Linked DNA regions of Homo sapiens: region 2 is linked to region 1. A link is a loop called in an ENCODE intact Hi-C map of the cell type or tissue named here. Cell type or tissue: ascending aorta. All regions are shown on one strand. Each heading gives the region's core, and the rest is flanking DNA. Links, peaks and the distances in the headings are about the cores only.

What was found. Hi-C counts contacts between places; a loop is a spot of excess contacts. Peaks named below come from ENCODE experiments on the same cell type or tissue, not always from the same donor. Only the 100,000 strongest peaks of a DNase experiment are listed, where the experiment ranks them.
Region 2: a loop joins it to region 1, with 6 times the contacts of the local background. A loop is called at or near these places in 13 of 110 quality-filtered maps.

The regions. Positions count from the first base shown.
Region 1 is chr12:54,365,901-54,381,118 of GRCh38, reverse strand. It overlaps ZNF385A (zinc finger protein 385A), which reads left to right. Exons shown (of 7, transcript NM_015481.3): 2 at 5,165-5,275; 3 at 6,984-7,146; 4 at 9,404-9,646; 5 at 10,023-10,192; 6 at 10,398-10,493; 7 at 10,633-11,983. The coding sequence ends at 10,863. The region is part of intron 1 of GPR84-AS1 (GPR84, ZNF385A, ITGA5 and GTSF1 antisense RNA 1); the gene reads right to left. Among named protein-coding and RNA genes, the nearest start is that of GPR84, 9.0 kb to the right of the region's middle. In ascending aorta, for the core only: CTCF peaks have their summits at 10,701 (motif pointing left) and 12,264 (motif pointing right); DNase peaks (open chromatin) are centred at 10,568, 11,679 and 12,278; H3K4me3 peaks cover 2,702 bases; H3K27ac peaks cover 4,186 bases.
Region 2 is chr12:54,433,737-54,448,954 of GRCh38, reverse strand. The region is part of intron 3 of GPR84-AS1 (GPR84, ZNF385A, ITGA5 and GTSF1 antisense RNA 1); the gene reads right to left. Among named protein-coding and RNA genes, the nearest start is that of ITGA5, 22 kb to the right of the region's middle. RefSeq lists a silencer at 314-514. In ascending aorta, for the core only: a CTCF peak has its summit at 9,127 (motif pointing right); a DNase peak (open chromatin) is centred at 9,259; H3K4me3 peaks cover 597 bases; H3K27ac peaks cover 813 bases.

The DNA.
Region 1 (15,218 bases), core at 7,219-15,218:
GTTCAAGTAATTCTCCTTCCTCAGCCTCCAGAGTAGCTGTGGCTACAGGTGCACACCACCACGCCCAGCTAATTTTTGTATTTTTAGTAGAGACAGGGCTTCACCATGTTGGCCAGGATGGTCTCAATCTCTTGACCTTGTGATCCGCCCGACTCAGCCTCCCAAAGTGCTGGGATTACAAGCATGAGCCACTGCGCCCGGCCAATTTTTGTATTTTTAGTAGAGATGGAGTTTCGCCATGTTGCCCAGGCTGAGAATGGGATAGTATTAACACCAGCTCACAAGGTTGTGAGATCATATTACATAATCATAATGCCTAGCACAAACTAAGTGCTCAATCAGTGTTAGCTGCTATGATTATTATGCTATTGCTATTGTTTTTATTTAAAAGAGGAGTAAAGAGAGAAACTTAGGATGGTCAAGGCCTTAGCCTTCGGGAACGTGCAGAATTAGGCAGTGGGAACAGGAAGAGGCTTCAGCAAAAGGAATGGAAAAGCCACTGGAGCGGGTGGGGAGGGAAATATGTTCCTGTAGAGTTGGAGAAGCCAAGGGAGAGAGTGTGGCGGGCTGCATCAATACTGTCAAATTCTGCAGGGGAATGAGGACTGCAGAAAAGCTGCAGACAGGCCTTTGGAAGTACTGTGCAGCAGTTAAGTACGTGGCTTTGGAGTCAGACTGCCCAGGTTTAAATTCAAATCCCAGTTCAGTCACTTACTAGCTTATGACCTTGGGCAAATTATTTAACCTCTCTAAACCTCAGTTCCCTCCTCTATAAAATGAAGATAATAATAGTACTTACTTCAAATAGTGGTTGTGAAGATTAAATTAGATAATCCATGCAAAGAGCTCAGTACAGAAGCTGGCACATTGCAAGGGCTCAATCAACATTAGATGGTGGTGGTGATATTATTATTCATGACAGAGTCTCTCTTTCCCAGTGGACTGGCACCTCCAGTGCTCTCTCCTACTTGGGCAGTTCCTACTCCTTAGACCTCTTCTAGAATTACTGTCTCCCCTCGTTCTCCTCCCACTCACTCCACTGCTTCCCTCTGCCCTTGGACGTCCCTCACTGTTTCCCAAAGCCACCCTCTCTCTAGATCCAGTCCCCTGCTTCACTAATGTCTCTGCCTTAGGTGGGATGGGAGAAGATGAGACCTAGAGATGAAATACTGGGAATCCCAGGACCTGTCTAGACAGAACGAGGTGTCTGGGGGAGTGGGCTGCTAGGCCCTACAGCCTCTGGTCCCCCAGTGCTGCCCCCACTGAACCGCCAGAGGGCAGCAGGTGCACGAAGCGTGGGCTTTCAGGGAGCCTGGTTCTCCGGCAGGTGGCGGGCGCGGGTAGGAGGTGGGAAGAAGTTAGGAACGACATCCCCAGTCTGAGGTCGCTTTTGCCCTGGGTGCCCTCAGCTCCATGATTTGGAGGAGTCTCTGAGAGAGCAGTGCCTGACACCTGGGTACCCGGGTTCAGTTTCCCATCCCTAGGGAGGGAAGTGACTTGTAAAAAGGTAGCAGCATAGGGGCCGCCGTTTGCAGAGGAAGCTGGGGAAGGGTCGTCTGGGGACTCTGAAGACAGACTGTCAGCAGGGGATCTAGGGAAGGTGGGGCAAAAGGGGTGAAAGAAAGGAGAAATGTCTGAGTTGGTGGGGACCCTGGACCCAAGAAGGAGCCCCAGTGGAGGCAACGAGGTCATCTGGTCAATGCCCCTGCCGCGGGGCCAAGCGGCTCCTTCTCTTCAGAACAAGCTCTTTCCTAGGAGTGTCTGGATAATGGACATCTCCCTCTTTCCGCCCTAGCCCCCTTTCATTCCTCTTCAGCTCCCTGTCCCTGTCCCTGTCCCTGTCCCCGCCCCCGTCCTCGGCCCCGCCTCCGGGGCGGGCTCCGGCCCGGGCCAGCGCCGCCTCCCCTTCTCCCCGCCGGCCGGGCCGCACAGCCCCGAGCCGCCCGGGCAACGAGCGCCGCGTCCCTGGCCTGCCCGGCCCGGCCAGGCGCGGCCCCCCAGCCCGGGTCCGCCACCCCGGGCCATGGAGCCGCGGCCCCCAGGGTCTCGCAGGGTAAGCCACCCGGCCCCTCCTCTCTCCCTGACTCCCGCGGCTGCCGCAGCGCACCCCCACCCCGTCCCCGCCCGCCCCTGCGGGGCTGGCTACCGCTCCCTCTGCCTAGTCCTCGGGCTGTCCGGCCCATCCCCCACATCGGCGCGGCCCTAACCAATCTCGGGATCCCAGCTCATGCCCCCAGACTACTGCCACCACACTGGATACCCTGACCTCTGCTTCCCACATTCTTGGAGTCCCCCAAATCTTCAGACTTCCTGTCAGGTCCTACACCTGCCCTCCAATGACCACACTGATCAGATCCCTCCTCTCCAGCCCCAGCCCCTTCCCAGCATCCCTCCCCCACCAGCTTGCACCTGCTCTCTAGATACCCCCTAGCTCCCTCTCTTTCCTATCTCAGTCCTTCCTCAGGTCTTCCCATCCCTGAGATTCCACCACCTTTCCCTTTTCGTCTTAATTTTGGTGGGTGGGGAAGTGGGATGCTCACACAAGGGGCAGCAGTTCCATCAGATAAAGGGCAATGGAAGGAAATATAATCATAGCACCCCTCCTGTTCCTGATCTGGTTTCCACCTTCCCTCTCCCTTGCCCTTCCTGATTCATTTTGCCCCAGCGTCAGGGAGCGGTTCCCCTTCATGTCTACTGTTGGAGGGCAGGTGGGAGGGGACTGTTTTATGGACCTTTCGAGGCCGTGTCCAAGCCAGCATCCCAGGGAAGAAGCTCTGGAGTGAGATGGGCTCTGGGAGGTGCTGGCTTTCACCCCTCCCCAGGGAGCCCTCATCTAGGTCACCGGGGCCTCCTGACCTTGGCCTGGAGCAGCACTTCAGTGGCTCACATTCCACCTGCACAGGGATTGGGCCCAGGAGTCCTCACTTTCATCCTGGTGTCTCCTTAGTTCCTGGAGGAGGGTGGGAAGCACCCACCTGACTCCACTGCTGCCCTCTTCCCCACTCCCCACTCCCACTCCTAGTTGGTGTTTATGGACTTAAACCAGGGGAGGGGGTTGTGCAAAAGCTAAGGTTCTCACCCTGGAGGAAGGACCCAGGTAGGGCAGGAACCATTCTCATGGTATGGATGTTGGGGTGGCCAGTCCACAAGTCATCCTCGGGGTACTGTGTCCTCAGCCCCTCTGGAGAGCAGGCTGGCATGATGGGGCAGAGCATAGGCAGAACTAGGAGACTCTGCTTCCCCCTTCCATCCCACTCCTCTCTCCCTACTGTTTTCATCCAACTTGGGTTTCCTGGCCCAACTTGAGTTTCTGTTTGAATTCCCATTCCCCACCCAGCATGTGAGGAAGCCCAGGGCTGAGGAGAACTCTGGAACAGAGTTGGGGGTCTCTAAATAGGAAGGATTAAGGCCTGGAGACTGGGAACTGAGAGCAGCAGTCTGTCTCCCCTTTCTGATTAAAGACTGTCTCCAACTTGGTCTGTCTTTCTTTCTGCCAAACACATCATACATTTACACAGATAAACACACAGCTGAAGATTACACCACCTGACCATTCATGGTGCCATCAAAGCCCCCGACGCAGAAATGTTGATATATAAATGATGTACGCACAGTACATGACACTTATTCACACTCCACCCATGCACAGATTGATCACAGCCTGCCTAACACACACAGACACACCCGTTCTCCTGTTTGGCTTTTCCCTGGATGTGACTGGGGCTTCTGGGAAGCTGAGGTAAAAAAAAGTGAGCCCTTAGAGAGGCTTCTTTCCAACCAAGAGTAGGCCAAGAGATTGACACTTGTCAGTCAGACCAGTTGTCTGAACCCAGTCCTGGTCCCTGCCTTCAGCACTACCCAAATGGAGAGTGGATGAGGCCACCATCTATTTCACAGGGATACGAAAGCCCATTTCCTGACATTAACCCCACCCAGCCAGTGAAACTACTGGTGAGAGGAAAGGAGAGTCCAGAGGACAGGGCTTTCCAGACTCTTACTACTTTCCCCCACTTCTTGTTCTCTCACCAGTGTCTCATTGGAAACCCTAAAGACCTGTCACAGAGATGGGCTCGGCTGAGGAGATAAGGACCCCAAGTCCCCAGCAACTATTTTTCACTTGATCCCTCCACCCAGAAGATAAGGTTTTGTCCTAATTCAGTCCCATTCTTATGAGAGAGCCCAGCCATCCCCCAATCTTCAGTCTCAGCTGCATTCCAGGCTTTCCTCTCCCTAGCTGCCTAGAGGCCAAAAGGGAGGAGAACTGTTGAGGGAGGCAGTTTTCACACCTCTGAGCCCCTGGTTTTCATCCCCTGATAGCAGAAAGCCTCAGAGAAACTCCCGTCCTCTCCCTTACTCATGTGAACTCTTGGCAGGAGACTGCAAAGACGTCTGCTGACCCAGGGTGGGGACAGGGATGGTTCCTAATCCCGCCCAGCCCCACAGCTCTGCCCTAGAAACCCTGATGATCAGGGAGAAAAGGTTCAGAAGATCCCTGGGCTGCCTCGGGCCAGCCCAGCTGCTTAGGTCCCCCCATTTAGTCCCCATGATTCACTAGAGCTCCTACTCTCTCCTGAGTTCTTTTACTCCCTCTAGAAGTTGCTGCCCTTAAGAGGTCCAGAGAGTGTGTGTGTTAGGGCGACCAGGGATCCAGAGTTGGGAGGCTGGGAACATCTGTCTCCTGGGACTAGAGGCTGGGCTTGGTGATAGTCTTACCCCAGAGTGGAGGCCCAAAGGGCTCAGAGGCTTCAGCTGAAGGCCCTAGGATCTAGGGTGCTTTGGGACTTCATGTCAGAGGCCTCTGGTGGATTGGCTTCACTGTAGGAGATAAGTCAAGGTGACACAGTTGTATGTTCATGGTATGATGGACCAAGGCAGGAATCCAGGTTCAGATACCAGATCTGCTATTAACTCATGGTGTGACGTTGGGCAAACCACTTCTATGTCCTGTAAAATGGGAGCATTGGGCCAGTTATCGATCAGGTCCCTTTCAGTGCTATGAAGATTGGGCTAAGAGAGAATCAGAAGACTGAGGCTCAGATCCCTCAGGCATATTAAGGGATAGAAGGGGTCTGGGGACCTTGGTTCAACACAGATATCTGTGTTGGGGGAATGCTGGACATGAGTTGCGCTAGGGTTCCCGGCTCACCCCAGCCTGCCTCCACAGATGGACCCTGTGCAGAAGGCTGTGCTCTCCCACACTTTTGGGGGACCCTTGCTCAAGACCAAGCGGCCCGTCATTTCCTGTAATATCTGTCAAATCCGCTTCAATTCTCAGGTAAGAAGCCAAGCTGCTCATCTACCCAGTGGGTGGGGCAGGGGCAGCAGGGGAACTTGAGGGAGGGCAGAGGCTGGGTGAGAACACTTACTCTGGTTGAGGGGCAGGGATTAAGGGGATATTAGGCAAAGAGCAGGGAATGGGGATACCGCAGGAGGGGCAGGGTCTTGTGGAAGGCACTGGAGAGACACAAGAAGTTGCTGTGTATTTTGACATGAAGTAGATCAGTCCTCTAAAGTTGACCTCTCCCTCCCTTGAGACTTGGGCATCCGTGGTTCAGAGCTTCTTGGAACATAGGTGGCCATCAGTGTCTGAGCAGGAGTGTGGCCTCTGGCCCACTGGTTCTTGGGTATGGGGCAGAGTTAGGTCATTGGCTCCCCCACAGAGCCTCTGTCCTCTTTGGCCTCTGCTAAACTCCTCCTTGGCCCACCCACTTCGCTCTAACTTTCTGGCTTCCTTCTCTCTCCACCCCATTTCTACTCTCCTCCCTCCAAATCACACACAAGGCCTGGCCCCTACTCTTATCCCATGGGGCTTTCCCCTGGGGAGAAGCTACCCCAAACCCAAAACCCAGATGTTCAGCCTCCCAGATTTCCTCCCTCTGAGGCTCCACTGGGACTCTGTGGAGTGTGTGTGGCTCTAGAGGGGACTTTGTGGGGTGCAGGCCCTGAGAGCTTTTGGAGAAAAACAGCAGAGCCTCGTTCTGCTGAGTAGGGGAAAATAAAAGCATGTTCTGTTTCTCTACCCAGTACAGAGACACACACACACACACACACTCCATACTACTGGGCTCTGCACACTGCTACTTTACCCCTGGGCTGTCAATCTTCTTTTCCTGCCTATCCACACCTTTTATTTCTGCCCTTGTCTGGGTGACCCTGTGCCTCCAGGATGGTACATTCTTAGCAGGGGTATACATGGGAGTGGAGCAGGGTGGGGAAGGGAAGACAGGACTAACCCAGCATCAGGCCTCTGCTTTAGCTTGGACCCCAGGCATCCTGTCTATCAACCCTGGCTCCACTCACTGGTGGATGGTGGAAGACTAGAGGGGCAGGGAGCCAACAGCAGATAGCCCTTCCCACTTTTTGCCCTACCCTCCCCTCCCCCATCAAATGGTTCTGTTTTGACAGCTGTCTCCACTGCTGTTTTCTGTCCCCAGAGCTGGGCTCGGGGCCAGGGTCCTCCAGGGTGTCCACAGAGGCTTCAGGGAAAATGAGACCCAAGGGGAAGTAGTCAGGACAGAGCCCAGGCATCAGGGATCCTGGGACTTCCAGCCTCAGGGTGAAAGCAGCAAAGGCTGGATCCTAGGGGCAGAGGACTTGGGCACATAGCCTTGGGGTCTAAGAGGATGCTGACTGACTGGATTGCTAGGCCTCTCCCCATTTAGAACTCTTCCATAGGTTTGTGGTCCCCCTGTCTCTACCAGGACTAGGTGGGGGTCTGAGTCAGCAGCCAGGCCCTGGGTGTGGTGGTAGGGTGGAGTCTGAACTAGGTGGGGACCTAGGTTCCCAGGGACTCAAGCTTGAGAAGCTAGTCTGAGCCCCAGGAATAACCAGGACTTATTGGTATGGGGCTTTACATCTCACTGGTGTACAGAAAAATTCACTGCAGCCTGCTGAGATCACCCCAGGACTTGAGGGAGCTCTGTGGGGAGATCGGTCAGATGAAAGGTGATCTCAGATTCCATTTTCTTCCTCCATCCCTAAAGAGCCAGGCTGAGGCGCACTACAAAGGTAATCGCCACGCCCGACGAGTCAAAGGCATTGAGGCTGCCAAGACCAGAGGCAGGGAGCCTGGCGTCCGAGAACCTGGAGACCCAGCTCCCCCAGGCAGCACCCCAACAAATGGGGATGGTGTAGCACCCCGTCCAGGTGTGTCTGAATCCCCGCATATTCTTCAACTGATCTCTGTCTTCTCTATTCTCTCCCCCTTTTCCAGAACTGTCCTCTGCTTCCATCTCTCTCTTCCTCAGTCCCTATACCCCCACCCCCACCCAAGGTGAGTCCTGGAGCCAGGCACAGTGATGTAAAATTTCCATCCTGTCACCCTTACCCCCACCACAGCTCCTCTCAACAGAGTCCCCACTGTCTGTCCTCCCCACAGCCCAGTGACTCAGAGAGGGGCTAGGGTGAGGCCACCTGGCAAACATCCCCAAGAAAAAGAGAACCACCAAATCCAGAGAGATGCCTTTTCATCTTAGGGAGAGGGGCAGGGAAGGGAATCAGAATATCTGAGTTCCTGCCCTACTGGGGCTCCCCTCGGGGAAGACAGAGAGTGCAAGAAACCCAGGAAACTCCCTGGATGATCTTGGGTAGTAGTAGACCTTTTGACCTCCCTAGTCAGAGTTTTTTTTTTTTTTTTCTGGGAAATAGAGGAGTGAGACTAAGATCTTTGAGGTCTTTTCCAAGTTTACAAGATTCCTTTTCCCTCATGGCTGGTGACCATCCTCAGTCATACTTGCAGCCAAGAAATTGGAAAGCAGGAATATTGAGACAGGAAGATATGATGAGCCACCCCCATCCTGGGATTACCACATCGGATGTCAATCATGGCCAATTCCAGAGAGACCTAACATCTCCATCCTTATACTTGCCTGTCCTTCCTGCCCCACCCTAAGAAGAATGAGAAACAAACATCTGTACTACCAGCTTGGAAACCAGGACCCCATTCTCAATACACACACACACACACACACACACACACACACACACACACACAGAACCCCCTCAGGGATGCACAGTCAGAGTGAGTGGGCAGGCGGGCAGGTGGGGGAACTGAGTTCTGTTTTTTGTTTGTTTGTTTTTTGAGACAGAGTCTCACTCTGTCGCCCAGGCTAGAGTGCAGTGGCACAATCTCAGCTCACTGCAACCTCCACCTCCCAGGTTCAAGCGATTCTCCTGCCTCAGCCTCCTGAGTAGCTGGGATTACAGGCACCTGCCACCACACCCGGGTAATTTTTGTATTTTTAGTATAGAAAGGGTTTCACCATGTTGCCCAAGCTGGTCTCAAACTCCTGACCTCAAGTGATCTGCCCACCTCAGCCTCCCAAAATGCTGGGATCACAGGCATGAGCCACCGTCCCCGGCCACGGGAAGCTGAGTTCTAATTGTACTTTGGCTGCTTCTTAGCCTGATCATCTTAGTTTGTTAACATCTCTGTAAGATGGAGAGGAAGAGGATGATGATGATGATGGTGATAGCTAACATTTCTTGAATAGCACTTTACACATATTACCTCATTTAATTCCTACAGTATCTCTGAGGATATAGGCAGGATAACTATACCTGCCGTGCTTTATAAACCATGAAGTCCTGTCCAGACTGAGATGTGGATGTGCTGTCTGGATTGGGATGGAGGTGAAGAATGTCAGAAAAAAGTAAGAGAAATAAGGGGAAGGACATAGGATGAACAAGCAAATGGGTACCTGGAGGGGTGAGGAGTTCCCCTCCCACAAGCTCCCCACCCCCACTGCCAGCCTCGCCATGACCCGGAAACTGGATCAGCTGCTGGAGCAAGAATGGGAGCGCTAGAGTTTCCCCTGTACAGAGGCCAGAACCCAGCACTGAGGCCTAGGGCCTGTGCATCTTTAATCAAGCCATGAATTATAGAGCAGCCTACATCCCTGTTTCTTCCCTCTCCGGTTCTGATGTTTCTATTTCCCTTTTGCCATGCCTGTGTTTATCTCTCCAGACCTTTCCTCACCCTGCCTCTGCCCCTTCCTAGGGCTCTTTCGTGTACTTCCTGGGGGCTGGGCAAGACTCCAGGAAGGGGCTGTCCTGGCAGGAAGCCCAGACTGGCTGGCAGGCCACTGAGGGGTATATCCTTGTTGCATGCCTCTCCCCCTGGCTGGGCTGGCTGCCAGCTTCACCCTGAAGGTAGGCTGGTGAGGCTGGACCCCTTGGCCATTCCCAGCTAATGGAGAATGAGCCAAGCATTGGAGTTTCACACCCAGCCTGCGGCAGCTGGACCACATCTGGCTCTGGACCAGGGCATGAGAGCATGCATGTTGTAACAGGGTGGGGACTCCTGGTCCCTTGCCCTCCAGGAAATGGGGGGGGTCTCTTCCACATGAAGAGTCTTCTCCAAGAGCCATCTAGGGTGATCCCCATGTTTCTCCCCCAACAACAGTTTCCATGGAGAATGGACTGGGGCCAGCCCCAGGATCCCCAGAGAAACAGCCTGGCTCCCCATCCCCTCCCAGCATTCCGGAGACTGGTCAGGGTGTAACCAAGGGTGAAGGGGGGACTCCAGCCCCGGCTTCCTTGCCTGGGGGTAGCAAGGAAGAGGAGGAGAAAGCCAAGCGGCTGCTCTACTGTGCTCTGTGCAAGGTGGCTGTGAACTCCCTGTCCCAGCTTGAGGCACATAACAAAGGTATGGACTCCCCTGCCCCCACCCAGACTCTCCTGTCCTCAGGCCACCCCTGCCTCTACATCCTAATGCCCCTGGCTTCCAACATCCCTAGACCATCTAAGACCTATCAGCCTATCTGCCTGTCTCCTTCTCCAGCCATCTCCCCTGTTCCTTAGCCCTTTACTTCCTCAGCTCCTCCCTCCATCTTACTCCTTTACCTATGACTCTCTCCTGATCCACCTCTTTGGGAGGGTCCCAAGGAGCTTAGTTAGAAAGAACCCACACTGTGCCCACCCTCTTCCCCCTCATATTGTACCTGGGAATGTGCATTCTGAGGCCCAGTAGGCCTGGATAATTTTTCTTCCACCCCTTACCTCCTGCCCTCTCTGGGCTCCAGGTACTAAGCACAAGACAATTCTGGAGGCCCGAAGTGGGCTCGGGCCCATCAAAGCTTACCCTCGGCTGGGGCCTCCCACCCCGGGGGAACCAGAGGCTCCTGCCCAGGACCGAACTTTCCACTGTGAGATCTGCAATGTCAAGGTCAACTCGGAGGTCCAACTGAAACAGGTGGGTCTAAGGCCCTTCCCAGGAATTCTGGGACGCTCCACCCGCTAAGTGGGGAAGGGGAGCAAGGAGCTTGAGTAAAGGCCCTTCTTCAGAGTTTTCCCCAGGGGGCCAGATGGGAGGGGGCCGGTGCTTGGAGCTTGATTATACTCCCTCGCTGTTGCCCCTTTCCGGGAGCTCACAGCCCCCTATCCACTGGCCCCCGCAGCACATCTCCAGCCGGCGGCACCGAGACGGCGTGGCCGGGAAGCCCAACCCACTACTGAGCCGTCACAAGAAGTCTAGGGGCGCCGGGGAGCTGGCGGTGAGGCCTGGATGCTGGGAATTCAGCAGTGGGAGGGCGCGGGCGGGGAGGAGAGAGGGACGCGGGCTTTGCCCAGGGAGAGGTGGGGTTTGCAGGACCGCCGGGTGACTTCTCTTCCTCCGCCTTTCGCCCGCTTCAGGGCACGCTGACTTTCTCCAAGGAGCTGCCCAAGTCCCTGGCGGGCGGCCTGCTCCCCAGCCCCCTGGCGGTGGCTGCAGTGATGGCAGCGGCAGCAGGCTCGCCGCTGTCCCTGCGCCCGGCTCCAGCCGCACCTCTTCTCCAGGGACCGCCGATCACTCACCCTCTGCTTCACCCGGCCCCCGGACCCATCCGAACTGCGCACGGACCCATCCTCTTCTCCCCGTACTGACCTCAACCCTGAACCCCTCCCATTCAACTCCCCACCTCCAGCCGGGACCCAGGCGTCCGGGCTCCCAGCCCGCCCCTCCTCCCGGCACTCCCTAAATGATCTCTCCTTCCCCCCCCCCACCCCGAGATACGGGGTTCCAGGAAAGGGGAGGGGTAGCGGGGGAGGGGGGCTTCAGAAGGGGGGGAACACCCCAGATCTCAGGGAACCCCGCCCCCTGCCTTTCCCTCTCCCCTAGAAAAGGGGGGGCCGTCTCACCCCCGAGCCCCCTTGGAGACACCCCCCCTCCCAAAAGCCATGTCCATCCAGCCCTTCCCCCCAAACCTAGCACAAAACGGGGTTCACAAGCCATGGTCGGGGTCCGGGGGGGACAGAAATGGATTTTCTTGGCAATAAGCGGACTCTGGGACTCCGGCTCCCTACCCCAAACTGAAGCGCTTCCGTGAACACCCCCGTCCTCCGTAGGGGGAGGGGAGCAGGCGGGATCCTGGGTCCCTCATAAGCACTTTGGTTTTACCGCCTGCAACCTCACTGTGCCCGCCCCGCACCATGCCCTAGCCCCAGGTCTAGCCGGGCCCATTGCAGGGGGCAGCACTTGGGGGCATCTCCGGCACTTGGGTGGGACCAAGGAGATGCCACCATAGACCTTTCCCTCGCCTTCTTCCTCCCTAGTCCGGGTTCCATTCTTTTCACCAGCACCCATCGCCCAAGGGGTACCGAGGGGGGCAAGGGGTGTCCAGTCCAAGCCCACCCCCGCCTCGCCTTCCGCAAAACTGTGAGCAAAAAGCAATAGAAGCCTCGCCCCCGCCCTTCCCCTTCGCAGGATTCGCCGAGTCTGTAGCCTCCCCGATCCAAGTTCCTAGACCTCATGGCTGTCCCCTCCCACCAGTCACCTCCACTGCACAACTCGGGCGGGGGTGTGACACCTCTCCCCCACCCCCGACTCCGTGGTTTCCGTATCGTCAACCCTTCAGCCGCCGACCCGGGAGGGGTCTGGCCTACACTGGTCTTCCCCTTCCCATCAACTCTTTCTGCTTGACAATGTAGCAACCCAGGCCCCCCACCCACGGTCCTCCCCTTTTTCCTCTCCCTGACAATAAAGTCTGAATTTGTTCTGCCCTCCGCCCCTAGACTCAGACTCTGTCTTTGCCCGCTGTTTTGGGAGCAATTCTGTCGTTAAATGTATCTGTATGGGACCGGCACAGAAAGAGGAAAGGGAGCGAGAAGGAGGAGGGAAACGGAAATCGGGGGTGGGGGAGGCAAAATATGAGGCTTGTGCAGAGTGAGCAGAGGCTCCCCATCCCACCCACGCCCACTCTCGTCCAGCTCGTGTAAACTTGGCCTGGGGGATCATTTCTAGTCCAAGTCTGGGACTGCAGCTGCAGCTGTTGAGAATTTGCCACAACTCCACAAGGCGGCGCCAACGACCCGGAAAAGGAGTCTAAGCCCGAGGCTAAGCCGCTCCTGTAATGTGTTTCGAGATTCCACGCAGATGGGTCTAGACTCAGTCTCAGACAAAGAAAAGAATCCAGGCTTTTGTGTGTCTGGTGGGAAACCCACGCCAGCGAGACTCAAGGCACAGGAAGAAACGGGGGGCAGAGACTGGGGATCTGAGCTCTAGGCTCTGGCCCCACATAAATAGTGACCTTGAGTCAGTCCTTGCCCTCTCTGGACCTCAGTGTCACAGTCTTCAAAATAAGGAGACTTGAGTCTTTCAAAGGTTCATTAAGATCTCATGTATCCAAGACTGAAGAACTGAGACTGTGCCATTTACAGATATACTGGAATACCTTCTCAACTGGCCCCTAAATGGTCTGTGGAACAGGGAAACACTGTTCAGCTGTCTCTCACATGGTATGTGAGGAAAATGGTTTCTCCGTTATCTCCAAAATGTGGTTCAACCATACACTCCCAAGAGCAGCCAGTAATCCTGACCCCCTCTATCCCTACTGAGAGGCAGGAAGTTCAAACAAAAAAGCCCAAACCAAAACCCAGAATCTATGTGAGTTCCTCCCGACTTTCATCTCTGCTCACTTCCCCCACTCTACCCACTTCCCAGTCTTGCAGAAGAAAGGAGGAGGGAAGTTGGGATGATGTCTGTTAAACAGGAAAGAGAGGGGAATGGGGGACTCCTGGGTTTGTCAACTGTGAGGCTGAAAGGAGGGTGTTCACTGTGGGTTCAGAATTGGAACCCAATAAGGAGTGTTTTGGTGTTTGTTTGCATGTTTGTTTCCAGGTAAATCTAGCTTTAAAAGGGGTGGGAGGATTCAGAAGGATGCGGGACAAGAGAGGCCCTATAGAAGAGTGGGTAGAGAAAAGCAGGGGCTGGGTCACATGTGGGGAAGGAGATAGGGACTGGAAGAAATTGGGGTTAGAGAGTCTGGGATCCTAGCAGACCCCACAAGTACTTCAAGTCTGCTAGTTTAAAACTGAATTCATTATTTACCCCTTTCCCTAAGCCTGCTCCTCCTCCCACATTTCCTATCTTATTAAGAGCACCACCATCTGTCTGGAAAACAGAAAGTTATCCTAGTTCCTCCTTCTTCCTAACTCTTCATCCAATGAATCACTAAATAAGTCCTATTTGACCTCCTAACAACCTATGGATCCTTATCATTCCTCCATTCCCACAACCACTGCCCTAACCAGGACTGGCTCCATAATTTGTGGGACCCAGTGCAAAATGAAAAAGCAGAGCCCCTTATTCAAAAAGTATAGTATTAAGAATTTAAAAACAGTGATTGACGAGCATTTAACCAAGCACCAGGCCCTTCAAACTGCAAGGCCCTATGCAGTTGTACAGGTGGTCTGGCCCTAACTTAGGGCCATTCTATCTCTCGTCTGAACTAGTGCCTCTTTACCCATTTCGCTCACTCCCAGGCTGCACGCCTTCATTCTTTACTCACAGCAATCTAAGTGCAAATCTCACCAACTCCTTCAGCATGAAACCAGCTCCTTAGCACGATACACAAGGTCCCCCTTGACCCTGCCTGCTCAACTCTCCAAGCTCTTCTCTGTTGTTCTCTACCTCATGCCCTTTGTTGGCTTCTACCTGAACCTCTGCGCCTCTACACATACTGTTCTCTTTGTCTAGAATGTCCCTCTACTTATCTCCCAAAAAACTCTCCTGTTCATCATTCAGAATGCAGCTCAGTAACCTCTCTGTGAACCCTTTCCTCACCTCCTACTTAATAGTATGCTCCTTTTCTCTAAGCCTCTGATATATCATTCTGGGTTGTTTTGTTTTGTTTTGTTTTGTTTTTTGAGAAAGAGTTTTTGCTCTGTTGCCCAGGCTGGGGTGCAGTGGTGCAACCTCGGCTCACTGCAACCTCCGCCTCCTGGGTTCAAGCGATTCTCCTGTCTCAGCCTCCCAAGTAGCCAGGATTACAGGTGCGCACCACCACGCCTGGCTAATTTTTGTATTTTTAGTAGAGACGGGGTTTCATCATATTGGCCAGGCTGGTCTCGAACTCTTGACCTCAAGTGATCTGCCCGCCTTGGTCTCCCAAAGTGCTGGGATTACAGGTGTGAGCCACTGCACCCAGCCATGTATTTTTTGTTTGTTTTTTGTTTGTTTTTGAGACGGAGTCTCGCACTGTCACCTGGGCTGAAGTGCAGTGGCGCGATCTCGGCTCACTGCAACCTCCACCTCCTAGGTTCAAGAGATTCTCCTGCCTCAGTCTCCCAAGTAGCTGGCATTACAGGTGCCTGCCACCACACCCAGCTAATTTTTTGTATTTTTAGTAGAGACGGGGTTTCATCATATTGGCCAGGCTGGTCTTGAACTCCTGACCTCAAGTGATCTGCCCGCCTTGGCCTGCCAAAGTGCTGGGATTACAGGTGTGAGCCACTGCACCCAGCGATGTATTTTTTGTTTGTTTTTTGTTTGTTTGTTTTTGAGACGGAGTCTCACACTGTCGCCCGGGCTGAGGTGCAGTGGCACCATCTCGACTCATTGCAACCTCTACCTCCTAGGTTCAAGCGATTCTCCTGCCTCAGCCTCCCAAGTACCTGGGATTACAGGCGCCTGCCACCACGCCCAGCTAATTTTTTGTATTTTTAGTAGAGACGGGGTTTCACTATGTTGGCCAGGCTAGTCTCGAACACCTGACCTCATGATCCACCTGCCTCGGCCTCCCAAAGTGCTGGCATTAGAGGCATGAGCCACTGCGCCCAGCCTGTTAGTTTGTTTTTCTAATTTTTCAGAGACAACGTCCTGCTGTGTCACCCAGGCTGGAGTATAGTGGCACAATCTTTCTCACTGTAGTCTTGACCTCCCAGACTCAAATGATCCTCCCACCTCAGCCTCCCCAGTAGCTGGGACTACAGGTGCACATCACCACAGCTGGCTATTTTTT
Region 2 (15,218 bases), core at 4,599-12,598, 70 kb before region 1:
CCTGGCCAACATGGTGAGACCCTGTCTCTACTAAAAATACAAAAACTGGCCAGGGATAGTGGCATGCACCTGTAATCCCAGCCACTTGGGAGGCTGAGGCAGAAGAATTGCTTGAACCCAGGAGGTGGAGGTTGCAGTGAGCTGAGATCGTACCACTGCACTCCAGCCTGGGCGACAGAGCGAGACTCTGTCTAAAAAAAAACAGAAAGAGTCAGCCAGGGCTGCCATTTCTGAAGACTTGACTGAGGTGGGACGATTTGCTTCTTAAGTGGCTCACTTACATGCCTGGCAATTCAAGGCCTCAGTTGCTCCCCATGCGGGACTCTACAAAGCCTGCGAGTATCCTTACAACATGTCAACTGACTTCCCCCATGGTGGGCAATTTAAGAGCAAGGTGGAAGCTGTAAATTATTTTATGACCTAACTTCAGAAGTCACGCTACATCATTTCACAATATGCTTTTGGTTACACTGGTGAGCCCTTTTCATTGTGGGAGGGGACTTTACAGGAACATGAATGCCAGGAGGCAAGAATCAATGGGGGGCTGTCTTGAAGGCAGTCTACTACACTGAGCTTCTCCTATCCTCCAATATCTTCCATAAGTCAATTCCTCTCTCCTCTTTAGCTTTTTTTTCTTTGAGATAGGGCCACACTCTGTCACCCAGGCTGGAGTGTAGGGGTGCTATCATACTTCATTGCAACCTCAAACTCCTGGGCTCAAGCAATCTTCCCACCTTCCATGACTGGTCTTTCTTTCTTTTTTTTTTTTCTTTTTTTTTTTTGGTAGAGATGGGATCTCACTATGTTGCCCAGGCTGGTCTCAAACTCCTGGCCTCACGTGATCCTCCCATCTCAGCCTCCCAGAGTGTTGGGATTACAGGTGTGAGCCACCATACCCAACCCTCTTCTCTTTAAATTAACTCTACTCTTTCCTTAACTCTTTCAGCTATGAAAATGTTTATGTTTATTTTTTAAAATATATACCCTGTTCTCCATATTAATCAGGGTTTGGTTGCAGAGAACAGAATCGATTCTAGCTAGATTAAGCAGTAAAGGACTTATTACTAGGGCATCAAATGGATGGATCACAGAATTCTGGGGAAGGCTGAAGAAACAAACTCTAGACTGGACTTCCAGAAATGATTCCTAAAGACTGCTAAGGGAGGCCAGTCGTGGTGGCTCACACCTGTAATACCAGCACTTTGGGAGGCCAAGGTGGGCAAATTGCTTGAGCCCAGGAGTTGGAGACCAACCTGGGCAACATAGTGAAACCCTGTCTCCACTAAAAATACAAAAATTAGCTGGGGTATGGTGGCATGCGCCTGCAGTCCCAGCTACTCAAGAGGCTGAAATGGAAGGATTGCCTGAGCTCAGGAAACGGAGGTTTCAGTAAACCGAGATCTTACTACTGCACTCCAGCCTGGGTGAGAGAGTGAGATCCTGCCTCAAAAAAGAAACTGCTAATCAGGCCGGGCACGGTGGCTCACACCTGTAATCCCAGCACTTTGGGAGGCCGAGGCAAGTGGATCACCTGAGGTCAGGAGTTCAAGACCAGCCTGACCAACACGGTGAAGCCCCGTCTCTACGAAAAATACACAAAAATTATCCAGGCGTGGTGGTGGGTGCCTGTAATCCCAGCTACTCAGGAGGCTGAGACATGAGAATTGCTTGAACCCAGGAGGTAGAGGTTGCAGTGAGCTGCACTCCAGCCTGGACAACAGAGTGAAACTCCGTCTCAAAAAAAAAAAAAAGACTGCTAAAGGAGCTGCTACCGCTTCTACTATATTTAGGAAGCTTCTACTACATTCAAGAAGCTTCTACAATAGTTAGGAAGCTGCCATTGCAGCTGCTAGTCCAAGAAGTAACCACCTCTGCCACTGTCAGCATCCCTAAATGGATGCCCTGCACCCCGTCTTAACCCCTGCTGGCTTCAGAATCCAAGTGAAACACTAGTGCATCTGATTAGCAGAACTTAATTCAGAAGTGATTTAAGATAGCTAGCTAGAAGAGAATGTGGGAAATTTAGTCTTTAGCTTTCCAGCTTCTGCACACTAGAAGAGTGTGCATTCTGACCAAACAAATACATAAAATCCTTCACACTCCCACTGAAGCAATTACGACTTCGGTGCCAAGTTTTTTGAAAGAGTTGTCTATACCTGGTCTTAAATTCCCACTTACTCCTTAATCCATTGCAATCTGGCCACTCTATTACCATCATCACCACCCAATCCCCTATTTGCAGGACCAGTGGTCCGTTTTAGTCCTGCTCCCTGAAGCATTCAACAGTAGCAGATTGTTTCTTGTGATGCTTGTGATAGTGGTCATATCAATGTTGTTCATGAAAGAATTAGCTGGGGCACTGGGCGCAGTGGCTCACGCCTGTAATCCCAACACTTTGGGAGGCCGAGGCAGGTGGACCACTTGAGGTCAGGAGTTCAAGACCAGCCTGGCCAACATGGTGAAACCCCATCTCTACTAAAAAGTGCAAAAATTAGCCAGGCATGATGGTGCCCGCCTGTAATCCCAGCTACTCGAGAGGCTGAGACAGGAAAATCACTTGAACCCAGGAGGCAGAAGTTGCGGTGAGCTCAGATCATGCGACTGCACTCCAGCCTGGGCGACAGAGCAAGGAGATCAGTCTCAAAAAAAATGAATTACTTGGAGCCATCTTCCTCAAAGGGGCCTTGGACTTGAAGGGAATTAGAGCTTCAGCTGTCACCTAGACTCGCCCTTCCTTGTACATGACTAATCCAGATTAATGATGTTACTGTTCTCTCAGTCTTTTCAGAATTCCCTCACATTCAATTAGCCACCAAATCCTGGCATTTAAATACCAAAGATGACTTCCGAAGCCAACCAGTTCGTTGCATCTCCATCACCACTACTCTATTTCAGATCATTACCTTTGCCCGAACTATTGCAGCAGCTAGTCTTTTAGCCACTAGGTTTTCCTCATTCAGTTTATCTTCCACCTGCCATAGCACAACTTTCATGATATTTAATTGTTCTTAATTTACCCAGTAATAGTAAATAGCAGGCCGGGCATGGTGGCTCATGTTGGTAATCCCAACACTTTGGGAGGCTGAGGCAGGAGGATCACTTGAGCCCAGGAGTTCACAACCAACCTGTGCAACATAAAGAGACCTTGTCTCTACTAAAAATAAAAAAATTTAGCCAAGCATAGTGGCAAATACCTGTAGTCTCAGCTACTTGGAAGGCTGAGGCGGGAGGATGGCTTGACCCCAGGAGTTAGAAGCTACAGTGACCTGTGTTCACACCATTGCACTCCAGCATGGGTAACAGAGTGAGGCCCTGGCTAAAATAAATAAATAAATAAAAGAGTAATAGCAAAGGCTTATGAGCACTTGGTATGCACCAAGTACTATACAATGTACTTCATATGCATGTCACATTTAATTCCACATAATAAAGTGGATACTGTGCCTACAAGTAAAGATACAAGTCCTTCCTTGATAAATAAGGAAGCTGAAAGTCCTCAAACTTACAAGATTTGACCAGAGTTGTTTAGTTACTATATGGAGAAACCAGAACTGGAGTCATGTCTGCTACCCCTAAAGGCAGCACTCTTAACCCCACTGTATTTTATGATTGCTACAGCCTCATCTCTCCCCATCCTATTCATAGTCTAGCCATGGCGAACTCACCGTCTTTCTAATATATGGTGGTCTTTAATAACCATACCTCAGCACATCTTGTTTCCTGAAATGCACTTGTTCCCTCCCCTTCCCAATGCCTTTCTGCTTAGCATATTCCTATTCCACCTTCAATTCCAACTTAAATGTTACCTCTGGAGTAATTTTTCCAAGTTCCCTGTTCTATGCTCCTACTTTTCCCCATTCATACTTTTTTTTTCTTTTTTTTTGAGACGGAGTCTCGCTCTGTGGCCCAGGCTGGAGTGCAGTGGTGTGATCTCGGCTCACTGCAAGCTCCACCTCCCGAGTTCACGCCATTCTCCTGCCTCAGCCTCCCGAGTAGCTGGGACTACAGGCACCTGCCACCAAACCCGGCTAATTTTTTGTACTTTTAGTAGAGACGGGGTTTCACTATGTTAGCCAGGATGGTCTCGATCTCCTGACCTTGTGTCCGCCTGCCTTGGCCTCCGCTGGGATTACAGGCATGAGTGCTGGGATTACAGGCATGTAAGTGCTGGGATTACAGGCATGAGCCACCGCGCCTGGCCCGTTCACTCTTTTTTTAATAATACTTACTGAGTTGTGTTGTAATTAGCTTCTTAATGCTTGTATCTTTCAGGGTTTAGAAGGAAACAGAAACCACTCTTGATATTTTAAGCAGAAAGGGAATTTAATATAGAAAATTAGGTACTTACAAAATCATTTGAATAGCTGAAGGAGCAGGCTATATGTGAGACCTCTAGGAATGACTCTCAGAACACTACTGAACTAACTCACCAAAGGAGCTACAGCCTCTGATGACCACTGGAATACTAAGTTTAAGAAGATAGCACCATAGCTACAATCTAGAGATCAGGAAACTGCCACACAGTCCAACAACATATGTAATATCAGACTTTTTATAGAGCTACTGACTAATGTAAACATCCAAGTACATGGTCCACAGAAGAGAGAATAAAGGAAACTGGATAATCAGTACCTGGAGCATTGAGAGTTTGCTCTAGGGTGTGTTGGGGTTTTTGAATGTTTACTTTCATAATAAGATTGAAGTAAATGATGAGTTAATGGGTGCAGCACACCAGCATGGCACATGTATACATATGCAACTAACCTGCACATTGTGCACATGTACCCTAAAACTTAAAGTATAATAATAATAAAAGAAAAAAAAAAGAAGAAAAAAAGATTGAGGTAAGTCTCTCTTTTTTTTTTTGGAAGGAAATTAGTTATTTTCAAAGCTCAGAGAAATATGTACCATATGCCAAACCACCCCCCAAACCACCCCCACAAAAAAAAAAACTGTTACTATAGTAGTTGAGTACTAAATGGACAGGCAAACCTACTTGACAAAAGTGGTTATACCCAGGCACAGTGGCTCAAGCCTGTAATCACAACCCTTTAGGTGGCCAGCGTGGGAGAATCACTTGAGGCCAGGAGTTCAAGACCAGCCTCAGCAACATAGCGAGACCGTCTCCACGAGAAAAAAAAAAATTTAAAAATTAGCCAGGCATGGTGGCATTTGCCTATAGTTCCAGCTACAGACTGAGGCGAGAGGATCCCTTGAGCCCAGGAGTTTCAGGCTGCAGTGAGCTATAATTGCACTATTGCACTCCAGCCTGGCCAACAGAATGAAACCCTGTCTCAAAAAAAGTGATTATGAAAGCAGTTGAGAGGTAACATTGAACTAGCAGTCAGACAAACATATTGAGTCTAAGATGAGCCCTGTGACCTTGGAAATGTCAGTTAAACATTCTGTGCCTTAATCCTGTCTTCTATAAAATGAACAAATTGAACTAGATGACCTGTAAGGTTCAGTCCAACAATAAAATTTCATGTTTTTTAGTTATTCAATTGAAAAAAAGTATTTTTATAATGAAAAGGAAAATTATGCAACCATTTCTAGGGCTTGCTTTACTTTTGATCATTCTGTAAAATTTTCCTGTCAACCTTAAAATATTCTCTGAGGCCATCCAGATGAGGTGAGAGAAGCAGTGGGAGGAGAAAGTAACCTAGAAAAGGAAGGGTTTTTGCCCTGACCATATTGAGTCAAATGTAGTTTTTTTAAACACACAGAGCAGCTTTGGAGTTCCCTAATTTCCCAATTGGGGGTTTTAGTTAATCTGTCCCCAGAAGTTAAGCAGGGAAAAAATTCTTCAAAGAACCATCACTGATTCTAGGAGCTGGAAGGGCTCATCACAACCTCAAAAGCTAGGCTTGTTACCAAAAAAAAAAAAAAAGTACATTGAAAGTGTCCTCTAGGCTATGTTAGCTGGGCCAGAGATTAAATGGAGCTTTCCGCTAAGTCCCTGCAACTTCCTCTGGGCTATTTGAGGTACTTGCTGAGTTTTTGCCCTAATTTCTTTTTTTCCTTCAAGACTTGCCCTTCATTCTCTTGCTTCTCCGGTGTGAACTGCTTTTCAGAACATTTTCAGACAAACCTTCAGATGTTAGCGGAGGGACAGTTTGCCAGTACTGTTTTGTTGTTGTTATTTCCCCAAAAATAGAGACGATCCAGGAGCGACTGCTGCTGTCTTCAGAGGATGCTGTGGTATTACATAGCCCTTGATTTCTCCCCTGCCAATATGCTTTTTTATTGTGCTTCAAAGCTTGTTTACTAACTCCAGCTTAGTCCCTTGACTCTCCTCCCTTACCCTGCCCCATGCATTGTGCATGTCAAAAGGTAGAAAAAAATAACAGCTGCTTCTCAGCCCTCTCCTTTGAAGAACTGCAGAATCACCAGGGCTAACATGTCAAATTGTACAGCCTTAACCAAACCTTTGCACAGAGATGTTTCAGGTTAGGAGAAAGGAAAAAAAATTTTTTTTAATGTAATAGCCTCTTTTCTAAGGGCTTTTAACAGACAGGCCCCAGGGCTACCTCTCCTTGCTGCAGAATATATAAATAAATAAGTGAATGAGCAGGGTTTAGTTCTTAGCCAAGAACGATAGAAACCCCAGTGTTGTATCTGTTGCTATGTGGAGCCAATTAAATGAGATGGACACACGAAGATTTGTTTTAGTTACAGCCCTACCATAATACCATTCATAATCAAAGGCAGTGTTTCCCAAAGCATAGTTCAACTGTCACCTACATCACAATTATTTTAGGGGCTTGCTTTAAAAATGCAGATTCCTAGGCTTTGATCCAGGTTTCCTGAATCAGAATATTTGGAAGCAGCACACAGGCATCTATTTTTAGCAGTACCCCTTATATTAATTCGTATGCACAATAGTTTCTGAAACCACATATTATTGAATGAAGGCTTTTAGGAATATACTAAAATACTAAAATTAGGAAGGAAGATAATTATACTATTTGAATTTTTAAGGACCCAAGTTCTTTAAAAATCTACACACAAATCACAAAGTAAAGAGTATAGGGGCTGGGCGAAGTGGCTCATTCCTGTAATCCCAGCACTTTGGAAGGCCAAGGCGGGTGGATCACTTGAGGTCAGGAGTTCAAGACCAGCCTAGCCAACATGGTGAAACCCTGTCTCTACTAAAAATACAAAAATTAGCCGGGCGTGGTGGCGGATGCCTGTAATCCCATCTACTCAGGAGGATGAAGCAGGAGAATCGCTTAAGCACAGGAAGCAGAAATTGCAGTGAGCTGAAATCATGCCACTGCACTCTAGCCTGGGCATCAAAGCAAGACTCTGTATCAAAATAAAAATAAAAGCATAGTAGTGATTAAGAACATGAAGATAATAAAAGTATAGTATTTATCTCATAAGATCATTTAAAGGTATAAGTGGGAAAAATGCATTAAAGTTTTTAAGAGTTTTGTTTTTTTGCTTTTATTTTTTTGAGACGGAGTCTTGTACTGTTGCCCAGGCTGGAGTGCAGGGGCACAATCACGGCTCACTGCAAGCTCCGCCTCCCAGGTTCACGCCATTCTCCTGCCTCAGCCTCCCGAATAGCTGGGACTACAGGCGCCCGCCACCACGCCCGGCTAATTTTTTGTACTTTTTTAGTAGAGATGGGATTTCACCGTGTTAGCCAGGATGGTCTTGATCTCCTGACCTCATGATCCACCCGCCTCAGCCTCCCAAAGTGCTGGGATTACAGGCGTGAGCCACCGCGCCCAGCCTCAGTTTTTAAGAGTTTTAACGGTAAACACTCAATATATCTTAACTATAATGAATAAACTGAAGATACGTAATACAGAAATGACATGAACTGTATGTAGCATAAGATGATCCCCAACATTGTCTTAATTTCTTCTTGACTCCTTCCCTTTAAAACAAAAATTTGAAAGATATTTAAAGGGCATGTTTTAAGTGAAAACCAGACATCCAAAAAATAAAAAAGAAATGACTGCTTCTTACTTAACCATGTTAGATGTTCAGCTGGAGAAGGAGAGTAAATTTCTGGATCTGATGTAAATTGTTTTCCTAGTGCTGTAACCTCCATAAATTGATATTATTGTGCACCCTGATCAATTTTGAGGATATGTATTGACATCGTCCCCATTTCACCAATAAAGGATTCATTTGAGAGCTGTCACTACTTATATACAACCTTCACTTCTGAAGATATAGCCCAGGGACTTTGGTGAATAGCTAGCCCATGGTTTCAGCATGGACAAAATGATTGTTAATGGGTTCTAATGGAATTGTCTTTGCTAATGAGCATAGGAAGAGAACTGCTGGTGGATGTGAAAAGAACAGTAGAGGACACCCCCAGTGTCTCCCATATCTGAGTCAGGTGGCAGACAGAGAGACGAGGAAAAGGCAATTCTTTAAGATTGCTTTCCCCTTGCCCTAAGGCTAACAAGGACCCTCTGATCTAACCCCACCTACCTGCTGTTTTCTGTCTATGAGCATAGGAGGTGAATAGAGTTTAACCAACCTATATCCAGAGCAACTGAAGCAAGGAAGTGAGGCTCTTGATCTAACCCCTGAGATGTGTTTTGTTTTGTTTTGTTTTGTTTTGTTTTGTTTTGTTTTGTTTTGTTTTGTTTTTTTGAGACAGCGTCTTGCTCTGTCGCCCAGGCTGGAGTGCAATGGCATAATCTCGGCTCACTGCAACCTCCGCCTCCCGGGTTCGAGCACTTCTCCTGCCTCAGCCAACAGAGTAGCTGGGATTACAGGCACGCGCTATCACGCCTGGCTAGTTTTTGTATTTTTAGTAGAGAAGCGGGTTTCACCACGTTGGCCAGGCTGGTCTCGAACTCCTGATCTCAGGAGACCCACCCACCTCAGCCTCCTAAAGTGCTGGGATTACACTTGTGAGCCACTGCACCTGGCCAACAGATTTTTTTGAGAAAGCAGTGTATGGGGGAAATTGTACCCAAGTCTCCCTAGTACCCAGTCTCCCTGAAAAGGCAGTCAATCTGCCCCCATAGCTTCAACAAATTCTGAGAGGGAATGATTTAACCTTGGGATAAATGTAGAGTATTGATGAGGTTTTTTTAGACTCTATGCTAGTTCTAAAGAAAAAAACTGAGACAGTGTTGTCAACCTCCTTGGTGTCCAGTAGGTGGAGATATAGTCTAAGGTTGTCTGGGACTGCAGTGGAAATTTTAGGGCACTAGATAGCTTCCAGAGTCTTCTGAAGTCTGTGGGAAAGAGTAAGCAGCGTGCCTTTTCTGCTTCCCAGTCCACTCATCCTAACCCACACATACCTCACTTCTCTGCCTTCCCATTCTTAGACACTTTGGCTGAGACGGAGGTACATACCACGTAGGGAGGAGTGACATCAAGAACTCTACAGTGGGGGAAAGTTGGGAAGAGAGAGATCACAGAGACATTTGAAGAACTTTCCTGAAGTCCAGGTCCTGTGCTATTCAGCACAGATTCTAGGTTGGCAGTAAGGTGTCCTCCCTTCTGCCAATCTGGAAATGCCAGTATCTTAAATCCATGGAGGGACCACCCTCCTAAAATTCTCACACATACACAAATCTAAAAGTGACACAAACCGGGAACAGCAGACCAGACAAGATGCACTATAGGTATTCAGCCAGCCATCTGGCATCAAGTTAATGCATGAGTGGACACCCTGCCTGCCAATGGGCACTAGGCCATGACCACCAGTTGGGTACAATCAGCCTGCCAAGGTGAAGGGCATCCCACAGCATTGCACCTATCAGCTTCCCTGCCACAAACTGAATGGAGCTCAGAACTTGAGAGACCTCCTGCCTGTAGAGAAATAGACTCAGTTCCTCATTGAAAACAACAGAGGAAAGAGAGGCAGGGAAAGGGGGCAATGCTCTATTTTGCCTGAAAATAGTAGCAAAGTCTCTTCGTCCTATCCTTGGAAAAGAAAAGTCTGGAAATTGACCCTTCCCAACCCAGAACTGGAAGTTGGGAGTCAGTAGGATAAAATGGTATGTTATTTTATCCTACTGAATGAAAGCAAATGTGGCATGATGGAAAGAGCTGACTTGGAATAAAGACACCTGAATTCTATCCCACATCAGCTGTATGACCTTGGGCAAGTCATTCCCTTTCTCTGGGCCTTGCTTAAAATGAGGACATTGGGCTAGATGATATCTAGAATATTGTCCTCCTCCAACATCTGCTGTTCAGTTCTGAGAAGTAATGACTTTGCCTTGTTGAAGTTGACCAGTCTAGCACCCACAGAACCCCATGTGACCCCAGACATAAGCTATGTCTGAGCTAAGGGAACCGAGTACTAAAGGAGTGGGAAAATGAAAGTTCTGAGCTCCCAATGTCCCTTTCCCACTATCTGTTTCCCACCACTGGGGACCCACTACAGGGATTTGAATATCAGAGATCCAGATCTCCTAATCTTTTGTAGAGTGAGAAGGCTGGAGGCTCCAGTCAGCCTTGTAACCAAAAGAATCTAAAACTACTATTTTAAAAAGAAAGTGATGCTCATCTGGGTAATATTCATTATATTAATATGTATCAAAGCCAGGCGCAGTGGTTCACAACTGTAATCCCAGCACTTTGGAAGGCCAAGACAGGAGGATTGCTTGAGGCTGGGAGTTTAAGACCAGCCTGGCCAACATAGCAAGAGCCCTGTCTCTACAAAAAGTAAAATTAGGCCGGGCGCGGTAGCTCACACCTGTAATCCCAGCACTTTGGGAGGCTGAGGTGGGTGGATCACCTGAGGTCAGGAGTTCAAGACCAGCCCAACCAACATGGTGAAACCCCGTCTCTACTTAAAAAAAAAAAAATCCACAAGTTAGCCAGGCGTGGTGGCAGGTGCCTGTAATCTCAGCTACTCTGGAGGCTGAGGCAGGAGAATGGCTTAAACCCAAAAGGTGGAGGTTACAGTGAGCCAAGATCGTGTCATTGCACTCCAGCCTGGAAGACAAGAGTGAAACTCCATCTCAAAAAAAGAAAAAAAAAAAGTAAAATTAGCCAGGTATGGTGTCACATGCCTGTAGTCCCACCTACTCAGGAGGCCTAAGTGAGAGGATGGTATGAGCCCAGGAGTTTGAGGTTGCAGTGAGCTATGATCAGGCCACTGCACTTCAGCCTGAGTAACAGAGTAAGATCCCATCTTTAAATATATAGAGATAAATTTTGGGTCTAAGGCCGATATGTCTCTGATCTCTGCTCCACTGCCCACCCAACCCCACCACCGCCACCACCAGCAGCTGCCCTTTCTCACTAGAGTCTCTTCCTGCCCCTTTATATTTGCAATGGGCTGACTCTGTTAATTCTTCCTGCCTGTTGAGTGTTCACCTGGTCCCTGGTAAAGGACCTGTGCCTGAATTTATCCTGTGAAGAGAGGAATGCCTTTACTTTCCCTCCAGACATTGATTCACTTCCTTTGCCCAGGTGAGTTTCCATAGGATATTGGAAACATTCCATTTACCAGAGCTTTCATATACAACCAGGCTGAAGAAAATATTCAACTATTGAGAACAGAGAATTTGGGGAGATTCCAGTATGACAAGTAACAATAGTCATCTGAGAACTGAGTTCTACCACTTGTCCTCACCTCCACCCTGAGAAATCTTAAATGCCCTCAGGGAAGAAAAGCTAGTCAGACTAATTAATATCTTGTTTTCTCTCATTGAGTTGCCTTATGCTGAATTTCAAAGAGAATATCATTTCACTTCTTATGTATCAGATGTTGTAGTATGCTCTAATCACCTAGGTTAGGGGTGGGAGAGTAGTTGATATAATAACTTGAGGTAAAATAAGTAAGACATGAATCTTACTTTCAAGAAATTTATGGTATATATTATCTATACATAAGAAGTTACCCCCAGGATGTAGTTACTTGAAACAACAATAAATATTTATTCTCTCTCTCAGTTTCTGTGGGTCAAGAATTCAAGAGCAGTTTAGCGAAGCAGTTCTGCCTTGATGTCTCTCTTGAAGTTGTAGTCAAGATGTCAACTAGGCTTGTAGTTATCTGAAAGCTTGACTGGGGTTGACCACTCTGTACTGCAAGCTGGTTCACTCACATGGATAGCAAGTTGGTGCTGGCTTTTGGTGGAAGGCCTCAGTTTCTCTCCACATTGGCCTCTCCATAGGGCTGCTTGGTGGCTGGCAAGAGATCCAAGAGAGAGACCATGGTGGAAACTGCAATGTCTCTTATGATTTCATGTTAGAAGTTACACATGTCACTTCTACAGTATTGTGTTGGTTACATGGGCCAGCCATCATTCAGTGTAGGAAGAGAAAACACAAAGGGCATGAATACCAAGAGAGGAGGGTCAATGAGGCCATCTTGGAGGCTACCACATAATCTATCTGGGATTTCAAAGTTATGATAAAAAGTAACGCTAAATAGAAGAGCTAGTATGTTTATAAACCTACAAGAACTTTGAATATGCTCATGATAGAATAAATTTCATAGTTTTTCACAAAATGCCATTGAATAAGTGACTTCAGTAAACGCTATTTTCATTGAAACTTGGTTTTTTTTTTTGCACTCCTTGAAAACATTCTTCAGAGTAGGCTAAGGGATTTAATGAATTATATGGTTATCTTAATTTTCATTCAAAGGATGTTAGCCATGCTGCTATAACAAAGAAACCCACAAATATAGTGACCCTCTTACTTCAAATAAAGTAATAGTACAGAGATATATGGAGCAGATGGTCTTTGGTAGAAAAGGCTTGCATCTCTGGGTCCATGGTGGCTGCTTAATGTGTCACCATGTCATAGCAAGCAGAAGGATGAAAGAGTGAGAGAGCAACTACTTTTCCTCTTTAAAGACATGACCCAGAAGTTACACACATTGCTTCACTCACATTCCATTGACCAGAACGTAGTTATGGGACCACCTGTAATTGCAAGACAGACTGGACAGTGTAGTATCTAGCTGGCAGCCATGCACCCTGCTAAGATTTAGTGTGTGGATAGCAGGGTAGCAGAGTCATATTATTAAAAGGAAGAAGAGACAGGATGATGAGAATGAGTGGTCTCTGCCACACTTATAAAATATAATTTGTGGGGACAGGTCAGGTGACAAAAGTTAACAAGTAATTGGACCACATCTCTGGATCCAATTCAATAATTAGATGCAAATTAAAAACATGATAGTAAGAAACGCTATCTTGCTAGAAGACTACGTTGTAAAAAACAATGTCACACAATTCAGAAATTAGTTTTGTAATGTTGCTGTGTTATGTTTACCATTGCTTTAAAAACAGGTTCAGTTTATTCAAATATTTGTTTAGCCAGGCAACGTACTTGGCAGTGGAAAAACAGAAGTAAACAAGATCCTTACCTCACAGAACTTAGTCTAAAAGGAGAGACAAACAGGAAAATACAATATAGTGGGGTAGATGCTGTGACTAGTGAAATCAGGAGTACTGGGTGGGGAATTAATGAATGCTTCTTGGAGGAATCAGTGTTTGTGCTGAGACTTGATCTATAAAATACATTCCATTCAATCCCAGCTACCCGGGAGGCTAAGGCACGAGAAACACTTGAAACCCAGGAGGCAGAGGTTGCAGTGAGCCAAGATCACGCCACTGCACTCCAGCCTGGGCGACAGAGTGAGACTCCATCTCAAAAAAACAAAACAAAAAACAACATTACAGAGAGCACATCAGAGTTTAAATAGATTTCAGATTTATCAACAGACAGAATGAGGCTTTAATATTTATAACCAAGTACTGTAACCATACATATAGTATATTAGTTTAATTATCCCAACAAATCTATGAGAAAGATATTACTGCCATTTTACAGGTGAAGATATTGAGACCCAAGGAGGTTAAGTAACTTGCCAAGGTTACATATCTGTTAAGTAAGGGAGGCAACTTTCAAACTCAAGTCTTTTCAGATGACTTCCCTGTATAAAATAAAAGCACATTAACAAAAAGCAAACATTATCATTAAAAATTCTGGCCAGGCGCAGTGGCTCACGCCTGTAATCCCAGCACTTTGCGAGGCTGAGCCAGGCAGATCACAAGGTCAGGAGTTCGAGACCAGCCTGACCAACATGGTGAAACCCCGTCTCTACTAAAAATACAAAAATTAGCTGGGGGTGGTGGCGCGTGCCTATAATCCCAGCTACTCAAGAGGCTGAGGCAGGAGAATCATTGAACCCAGGTGGCGGACATTGCAGTGAGCCAAGATCGTGTCATTGCACTCCAGCCTGGACAACAGAGCGAGACTCAGTCTAAAAAAAAAAAAAAAAAATTCTATGGAACATGCTTTCATAAAATATTTAGAGTTGCTTCTATCATAGGTGCATTCAAATGTATTCAATTTCTAAATTATACAAGGACTTTATTAATACACTGGATAATTAAGTGCTAGACCATGTACTCCAGACTATAAGCCTAGGACTTCAGAATAGTGGCACATTGCTGAGATTTAGAATGAGCTGGGGAAGTCCAGGCTCAGTGGCTCACACCTGTAATCCCAGCACTTTCGGCAGCCGAGGCAGGCAGATCACTTGAGGTCAGGAGTTCAAGACCAGCCTGGCCAACATGGTAAAACCCCGTCTCTACTAAAAATATAAAAATTAGCCAGGCATGGTGGTTGGCACCTGTAATCCCAGCTATTCAGGGGGCTGAGGCAAGAGATTCACTTTAACCTAGGAGGCAGAGGTTGCAGTGAGCCGAGATCACGCCACTGCACTCCAGCCTGGGTAACAGAGCAAGACTTCATCTCAAATAAATAAATAAATGAATAAATAAATATTTTAAAATAAAATAAAGAGGCCAGGCGCAGTAGCTCACACCTGTGATCCCAGTACTTTGGGAGGCCGAGGCAGGCGGATCATGAGGTCAGGAGATCGAGACCAGCCTGGCTAACACGGTGAAACCCCGTCTCTATTAAAAATACAAAAAAATTAGCCGGGCGTGGTGGTGGGCGCCTGTAATCCCAGCTACTCGGGAGGCTGAGGCAGGAGAATGGCGTGAACCCGGGAAGCGGAGCTTGCAGTGAGCCGAGATGGCGCCACTGCACTCGGGCCTGGGCAGCAGAGCGAGACTCTGTCTCAAAAAAAAAATGAATAAATAAAATAAAATAAAATAAAGAATGAGATGGGGAAGCTTATGCAGGGCTTGGATGGGCCTTGATGACCAGTACAGAGGACAGTGCATTCCAGACACTGGAATCACAGGAGCAAAGCTGAAGACAAAATGGGCACATTAGTGAGACAATACTGAGACACTGAG